2 separate regions of the Homo sapiens genome follow, and region 1 is linked to region 2. Evidence: read pairs that join two places in POLR2A ChIA-PET (ENCODE). Cell type or tissue: MCF 10A. All regions are shown on one strand. Links, peaks and the distances in the headings refer to the core of each region. The heading gives the core; the rest is flanking DNA. Region 1 overlaps CFAP206 (cilia and flagella associated protein 206). Region 2 overlaps GJB7 (gap junction protein beta 7).

Region 1 (4,403 bases), core at 136-4,135, 120 kb before region 2:
AACAATGTTACATACTTGCTCTGAACTAAAATAAACATAGTATTACTTACATATACACCACTGTTTAACTACAGCATGCTAACAATCATATTATCAAGTACCAATGAAAAAATACAAATTCAACTTCTACCAAAATATTTTCATTAAAATCAAAACCCAACTTTTCTGTTTCTATTTTGATTCCTAACTCTACCAAAGCAATATAAACCGAGCAGTTACTGAGGTTTTCTCCTTAATTAGTGACCTGGTTCTACCTGATGTGGCCTTATATAAAGAGATTGCATTATATAGAAAAGGTCAGGTCTTATGAACTTAACTCACCAAAATGATCTGAAGGAAGACCTCATATTGTCGTATATTATATAGCGCTTCTTTTAACATATATGGCTGAAGTTCAGCCCTCATGAGTGGGTCGTTGGCTGCCTTCTCAAGGATGGCTGTGTAGCGGTATACCTGGCTCCGGGCAGTCTCAAGCTGGTAATCAATATGCTGCATGGTGGCTGGGATTGCTACATGGAGAACAGCTGGCACTGTTTGTAAGAGTATGAAAAGGCAGCCATAAAGGAGACTAAAAACAATTAAGGAGAAGAAGCCTAGAAAGTAGTTACATTTTAAACATTAAGTTAGGGTTTTTCTCCCCAATCAAATTAGTAATAATGAGGCATGTGTTTCCTGGGTCCCACAACATAAAGAAAATCTAGGCCGGGGGTGGTGGCTCACACCTGTAATCCTAGCACTTTGGGAGGCCGAGGCGGGCGGATCACGAGGTCAAGAGATTGAGACCATCCTGGCCAACATGGTGAAACCCCGTCTCTACTAAAAACACAAAAATTAGCTGAGCGTGGTGGCGCATGCCTGTAATCCCAGCACAGGAGAATCACTTGAACCCGGGAGGCGGAGGTTGCAGTAAGCCGAGATCGCGCCACTGCACTCCAATCTGGGCGACAAGAACGAAACTCCATCTCAAAAAAAAAAAAAAAAAGAATCTAAAACAAGTTCAAACAAAAGATATTAACAGAATGATAACCCAGTTACAGTAGGTCAGCTTTTGCCACTAAATATAGAAGAGTTCAGAGAATAGGCAGAGTTTGGTATTATGTGTTGTTAACCATGTGCTTCCAGAAAAGCCACTGACCCTTCCTTTTGTATATCTTCTTTTCTAGTTATTAAAAAAAAAAAAAAAAGGAACGTTTGTTAAGAAACTCATCTGGATGGTGAAAAATGACAGAATAGTCTAGCAAGGGAGGGTCATTTATGAAAATGGAAATTTGACTTTTTAGAACAGTTTTTAAAATAGAAAAAATTACCCTTTTATACTAGATTAGTGATTTGGTGAAAGACACTAACACCTTATCAGTGGGCCTACAGGAGTACCAAATTTCATAAGGAAGTTACTTCTACTGGTAGGTACTTCATTAAATATTTCATAAGTACTTTCAAACTTATAAAGAATGCATTAAGTATATAACCACAAAGTAAATGCCCCCGAATTTAGAGATTTGAAATATCTCCTCGTGGATCTTTTCATTCCATTAACTGCACCAGGAACTGTTTTCAGGAAGATTTTTATTTTTTAAATAACTAAATTGTACTCCCTTTTGGTTACGGACTTGCAGTAATGAACACAAAGCCCTGCTGAACTGGGAGGTTAGCTTTGAGCAGGACCCTTCATTGCTTTCACTGATTCACTTTCTCCTACTAGCTTCATGGTACATAAAATGTAAAGTCTTGCCCCAGCAAAAGTAAAAATCACTACACATTATAAACAGTAGTTATTCTTAAGGAAACAGTAAAAAATGCAAATCTTAAATTTAAGAATGCCAGTGGTGTGTTGTTTATTATTTTCCTCACTGTGCAAGTTAAATTTTAAACATACATAACCTTTAGAATTAATCTAATGATATACCTACAATCATCAATGCCTTCTCCTCCTTTTCCACAGTCTCTGTTAAATAAACGAATTCCAGTAACAATCATGGTGAGTTCTTTCAGCTGGCGTTCTTTGTCCTTCTTAGAAAGAGTTAGAAATGTCCCAAGCTCTGCCTGAGGAAAAACACTCTGTAGAGCAGCTAAAATAAACCAGAAAAAAAAAAAAGGAAAACAAAATGATAGAATAAAGATATCAGACGTTAAATAACGTTTTTCTTTAGCAGCAAGTTAAGGGTCTGAGTTACTTATATGATTCTTTAAATTACTGATACCTGATTATAGGATACATAATAAAACTTATCACGCATCAAAGCTGGATTACTGAGAGTTATGCCATTGCCTCATGTCCATTTTTAATAATTAAGCATCCAGCAGTAACTTTTTGGCAATGGGCATGAAAACAAGCTTTCTAATTAGGGATCTGAGCCAAAAAATGGATGCTTTAAAATAATTATGGAAGAAAGCCATAGGAGAGCTAGACATTTTTCCTATTCCTCATTTTAAAGGATGAAAGAGGGCAAAGACTTCCTAAGGATAAAATGGTGCCCCATTCCATCACCCATTTTAAATGACAGACTCAATTTCTTTCATCAATATGAAATATCCGTTTTCAGCTTTTCCATTTACTCAATCAGCCTGGTACCCTCAATCCTACTATCAATGTTTCTCTAATGGGGTGTAATAGGTGCCTAGATATGTACAGCTCTAGGAAAATTAGCAATATTTCACTTTCTAGAGGTGCTACTTGAGTTTTAGAATGGATACACAGTGTAAAAGGAGACTGGGTACATTTTAACTCATTTGTGCTGATTTTTTTTTTTTTTTCAGATAAAAAGGGAACTTCAATCTTTAACACTTCTAATTTAACATGTTTTATAAAATACAATGACCATATATTTTCACTTATGAAATGGAAATTGGTTATACTTTTTACCTGTTACCTCTCTGACAGTCTTGATGTCTGTAGGGGATCCAAGGCCAGAGCGGAGTAACACATAGCTGATAATCTTCCGGTAGAGGCTTTCCAATTCTTCTTTAGCACATGCTCTGTTATCTGTAATTTCTCGGGTAACAGAGCCTAATCTAGACTCTAGGACCCGGTGATGTTCTTCGAGAAATTCCACTAAAATTGCCAAATAACAATGTTCTATATATTTAATTTTTAGAATTCTTCTTACGTAAGAACTAGAGAAAAACTGGATTGGATATGGCAATTCTACTTCAGGAAAACAAGTAATTTCTTAAGCTGTAATAATGAAATAAAAAACAGTGGCCAGCATGTAGCCTCAAGACAAAAATCCAGGAGGGAAGATTTATTACAGTGACTTAAATGGAATACTTTGTCAAAACACCTAAGACTTTAAACAGCCAAACTAAACAGGAGATATCAGAAAAGGCTAAAACCTCCCAATTAAGCAGAAAATAAAGAAGACCATTTCTACAAAATATATATTATATATTTTAATTTTAATACTATATGAAAAAATAAATATATACATATTATATATTTATGCTATATGTAAGCACATGTAGTATACTATACATAAGCATATATAGTAGCAGAAATATATATGTAGTATATATGTTCCTTTCGGTTACGTGTATTTTTATTTCAGTTCTAGATAAATTTCCTCTGAAAAGCATTATTGATAATACGATGTTGCATCGAGAACTGTATCCCTCCTCATTCCTCCTGTGATATGCTGAGGGACAGGCTTCACTTTGGCAGGACACTATGTTCCCTGAGTTGTTGCAAGTACAATTCTGCAATGACTCTATAAGACAACCCATATTACTATTACAAGGTCAATAATTAACATATCCACCACGCACAGTTTATACCTATACCCTTGCCACAAAACCAACTGAGAACTTTTTGCAAATTAAAAATATGTTTAAATAACAAATTTAAAAATCTATAGGTTAAATTTTATCAATTATATGACTATTTCTTGCTTTAAAATTTCACTATTAAGCAAAAACGCAAGATATATACTTTTACATAGGTAGCATAACTGAAACTAACAAAGAGAAACATCACCAAATTGTTAATAATGATTGTACTATACAGTAGAGGTAGAGGTAGTCCATAGAGAAATAGACTTGTTTTATATAGCAGGTGCAGAGGCAGTCCATAGAGAATTACATTTTCCTTTTTCTTTTGTTTCCAACTTGTCTTTGATGTATGCATTAAATTATTTACATAATGAGCCAGGCATGGTGGCTCACACTGATAATCCCAGCACTTTGGGAGTCTAAGGCGTAGACAGATCGCTTGAGGCCTGGATTTCGACACCAGCCTGGGCAACATGGTGAAATCCCGTCTCTACTAAGAATACAAAAATTAGCTGGGCATGGTGGCACACACCTATAGTCCCAGCTACTCGGGTGGCTGAGGTGGGAGAATTGCTTCAACATGGGAGTCAGAGGTTGCAGTGATCTGTGGATCGTGCCACTGCACTCCTGCCTGGGTG
Region 2 (4,403 bases), core at 87-4,086:
GCTCAACGATTTCTTGAATATATTTTTCAATTTGAGCCTTAAAAGGAAAAACATTTTCCTTTTAAAAGCATAGCATCATATTTGGTCAAAATGACCTCTCCAACTTTTTCTAAGTTACGAGGCTAAATAGCTTCAAAATTTAGGGCTAACCCCTCTTCACTAAACACCAGACCACCAGTAGCAATAGCTGTATCTTCACGTTGGTTCTTTCTGTTGTCACCAAAATCTGGAGCTTTGACTGCTATGATCTGAAGACCAACTTTTAGCCTATTAAAAATGAATGTACTTCGAGCTTCTCTATCAATATCTTCAGCAATTATGACCAAGGACTTACAGTGAGGATTGGCAATTTAAAGAGCAGGTACAGTGGTCTGGACACTAGAAATTTTCATTTCATTCAATACAACATAGGCATCCTGGAATTCACATTTCTAACCTTTTGACGTATTAATAAAGTATGGAGAAATATAGCCTCAATCAAACTTTATGCCTTTAATAATTTCTAATTCATCATTCAGTGTTTTTCCATCCTTTACTGTGAGGACACCCTTTCTTCCAAATTTATTTGCATCAGAAATGATGTTGACAATTTCTTTGTCTCCATTTGCAGAAATCGTAGCAACCTGAGCAATTTCTCCAGGGGTTGTCATGGTTCAGACAGCTTCTTAAGTTCAGCAATTATAACATCAACAGCTAACATCACACTTCTGATTTCCACAGGATTAGCACTTTTGCTAATCTTTTCAAAGCCTTTCTTGGCAAAAGAGCATGGCAGTACAATAGCACTGGTGATGGCCTCCCCAGCTTCTTCATTTGTGTTATTAGCAACATCTTGAACAAGTTTAACTCCAATATTTTTATGTTTATCCTTTACATCAATTGACTTTGGAACAGTCACACCATCTTTTGTTACTTTAGAACTTCCCCAGTTGATCAATCATTGTTTTTGGCCCTATTGTAACAGCTACAGCATCTGCTAAAAAGTCTACACCCTGAAGCAGTAAGGCTTGGGAATCTGCACCAAATTTTACATCTTTGGCAAAATCCTGTGAGATAAGGGGCTAGTACCCTGGACACCGGTCTCATCTGGCAAGACTGTGGGTAATTGAAGCATTTCTGTCGGATGGCAGCGAGGCGTGGGTGCGGTGAGACAGGTCGTCAGTGGCGAGTGAGGGGCGAGCCCATTTCCATGGTTTTGATTAAATGGCTGAAATTATGCATTTTACACTATAGAAGTTAGTTCTTTCTAGATAATGCTGTTTTCCTCTTGAGAAGTATTTTTTTGTTTTGTTTTGTTTTTAGCTTCTGAGACACAGAGTAGGAACATATCATCTTCATCAGATAAGGACTCCATGTGATTTAGAGTTGGATTTCAGCCCTTTCATTTCTTATTTGCCTTACTGAAATTCTGGGGTATGTACCAGGACTTCTTTACGTTGGCAAACACTGAAGACTAATTTTAACTCACTAGCACCAAGATATGCCAATAGCTCAACTTCAGTCCTCAACCTGACAGTATTCACTTTCCTCTTGGTTCTCCACTTCTTGGCCTGTGCTGCTTCTATATCAGTGAAAACCTAAGGGAAATAGAGAAGGTGAATGTTGGGTTGGCTTCAGTGAATTTTCTTTCTCTCAGTGATCTTGGTTCCACAATCCCCAGTTACACTGGTGGCTCTCTGATGCCTTCAGACAATTTAACTTTGTTTTGTTTTTTAGTTATATTAGCCATTCTAGTTGTTCTCAGCTAGAGGATTGATTGGCCACAAATCTGTCATAGCCAATAGGAGGAGAGCCCTCCATTCCCTTTGATTCTGTCTCTGACTCCAGCCAATACCTGCTTTCAAGGACCAGAACACTTTTACTTACTTTTGATTGATCAAACCTCTTTAATTCTGGTGACAGAGTTGTTCAAACACTCTTTATCTCCTTGCCTTGTCCAAGACAAGCCCTTCTCTGGAGGATCATCATAAGAAAACCAAAGAGAAAGATGGCCCTGCATTCTAGGGTCAAGTGAACTGTTTCTACAAAATCTTTAAGTCCTCAAACCCAGTCTCCTCATTTGCCCTGACCCTGCCTGTCCAGGTGGAGTGAGGAGCACCACTAACTCAGTGCTCATCCTACTAGAAGCTCCTGCCTCATGACACTGTAATCATTTGTGGAAGCCTAGAAATGTTTCTATAATCTACTAGACTAAATTCCTTAAGGAGCTTTTATTTTCTGTATATTCAATTGCCTTTTCATGTGACAGTAACTTGGTTAAATTTTCTCTAGAGAATCAACAAAGATAATTCAGTCATTTCTCTAGTGTAGTTGTTTAAAATGTGCTTTTTATTATTAACAATTTTTAATTTTATATTCTTTTTTCTGATTACTTTTTACTAATAATATTTACACTGGGAATGATCAATTTGTGGAAAACTTCCATTAAGTTTCTCCATATTTGGAAGATTTTTCCACAGACTAAAATCTGCCTTGATATATTTCTCTTCCAAACTCACATTCTTTTGATGCTGGGTATCACTGGACACATCCAAATTGCAATGAGACATTGATCTCTGCTCCTTTGGTTACAACATTGGGTGAGTCAGCACAGTGGGAGGTAGTATGATTCTTGGAAGCTACCCCTATACCATAACACATAGCCATAAATTAACTGTAAATATGATTGAATGTGAACCACATAAATACACCTCACTAAATCAAAACTAAGCCCAAATTAGCTTACCCAAACCCTTCGTTGGGTCCTGTGGCCACTCCAACTCTATCTAACAGGAGGGGAAGTGCAATGAAGGAAAAATTACAGTAGAAAGAGACAGCTGTTTTGACTGATTATGGTTAAAATGTATTTGCAGATTTTACAGAAACATGTTACTATGAGAACATACTGCCCAGGCCCTTCCCAGGGCCTGACAGGGGCCATGAAGCTTAAACTTCATTAGCTTCAGGGTAAATCTACCTTGTATTTAAATATTATTAAAGATCAGCCCCTGCAAAGAGTTGGCTAATTTAGAATGTCGGCTCTGAAATAATCATAGACCAAGAAAAGATGGCTAGGTCTTTTCCCTTTATATAAATTCATACATACGATCTTGGAGAGATTCAGTACCACATCAACCCCCTTCCCCTAATAGTCTCATGTCAATAGGACTTCCCAAGAGGAGGAACAAAAGAGTAATAGTTATTCCCCAAATCCTTTCTCTCTTTCCCTCCAAGTCTTCAGTCCAACACACTTGTAATATTATTTATACTTTTCCTCTTTAACCTTAAATTGAACTAACATTCATTAAATACCTATTACCTGTCAGACGCTGTTACCCAATACCTTCACATTATTGCCAGATAATTAGGGCAACAATTCCTGAGGACATAATGAAGATATAGTTGCAATGAGTCTATTCCAATCACTCTAGATGGGAGATCATTACTTATGTCCATATTTATGTTTCATATATTAATCTACAGGGTACATTTAAAGTATAAGGATTTATATAAATTTTCTAGAATAGGATTCTATTGCCTGTGTTTATGTCTCTATATAAAATTTAACTCTTAAAATAGGATTCTTCTTGGGGGTATGTGTGAAAGTGGTTAAGAATTGTTTATTTGGCAAAAGTTGGTGGAGATCAATTTTTTGTTTGTTTCCCAACACCTGCATTAACATCCCTGTGCACACACAGTTTTTCTTAAGCAAATTCAAATAAGGAAGGAGCAAGATAAAATCCTAGATTTATCTGTCACCTGACTATAGTCACTATTGTACTGTATATACAGCAAATACATTAGTTGGCTCTAAATGTTTTCTGATACTGCACACTTGTTTTCTTAAGATCCACAAAACGCTGAAGAGTGAAATATGGCTTTTCATTTGTTGACTCAACAACCAGAAAACTAATTAGGGCTGGAGGCACATGCCATCATCAACTTAAAGCCCTGTCAAACCCTGAAAGGTCTGAGGCAGTGGTAGCTAAATTGATGTTAGGTAATATGTGAGTTCTTCTTTCTTAGGAAAAATAAGATCTCAAAACATTTCTTGGACATGGAAATTGCTTAGAACATATTTAATGCTTTAAGTGCAAATATTGAAAATATGAGCCCTTCAATTTCTGGGAGGAGACAGGGTATCTGGCTGGGACCAGAGCGGTGGCTCTGCTGACGGTCAGCCATGGTGTGGGGCAACGTCCTTCATGCCACTAGATTGCCAGGCAGCAATGAACTGTGATTAAAATCAAGAGATCAAGACTCACATTTTCATTTGAAAAAGGTTGAAAACTCACTTCAGATATAGAAATGGTGCTAAAATGTGACCATTTCTATGCCCCTCAGATATTCTGTACCCACAGAGTATTTCCCCTCCATTCTTTCCTACATCAGGCAGAAGATGGATGAACTACCTATGGCACCAG

Evidence for each region. Peaks named below come from ENCODE experiments on the same cell type or tissue, not always from the same donor. Only the 100,000 strongest peaks of a DNase experiment are listed, where the experiment ranks them.
Region 1: POLR2A ChIA-PET joins it to region 2 with 6 read pairs; 3 of 35 experiments call an interaction of 5 or more read pairs at or near these places.

What each region holds. Positions count from the first base shown.
Region 1 is chr6:87,414,335-87,418,737 of GRCh38, reverse strand. It overlaps CFAP206 (cilia and flagella associated protein 206), which reads right to left. Exons shown (of 13, transcript NM_001031743.3): 5 at 2,864-3,052; 6 at 1,911-2,069; 7 at 322-530. Among named protein-coding and RNA genes, the nearest start is that of CFAP206, 8.6 kb to the right of the region's middle. In MCF 10A, for the core only: no CTCF peak of the experiment used is centred there; no DNase peak of the experiment used is centred there.
Region 2 is chr6:87,295,483-87,299,885 of GRCh38, reverse strand. All of the region lies in intron 2 of GJB7 (gap junction protein beta 7), which reads left to right. It also overlaps the pseudogene HSPD1P10. Among named protein-coding and RNA genes, the nearest start is that of SMIM8, 25 kb to the left of the region's middle. In MCF 10A, for the core only: no CTCF peak of the experiment used is centred there; a DNase peak (open chromatin) is centred at 2,565.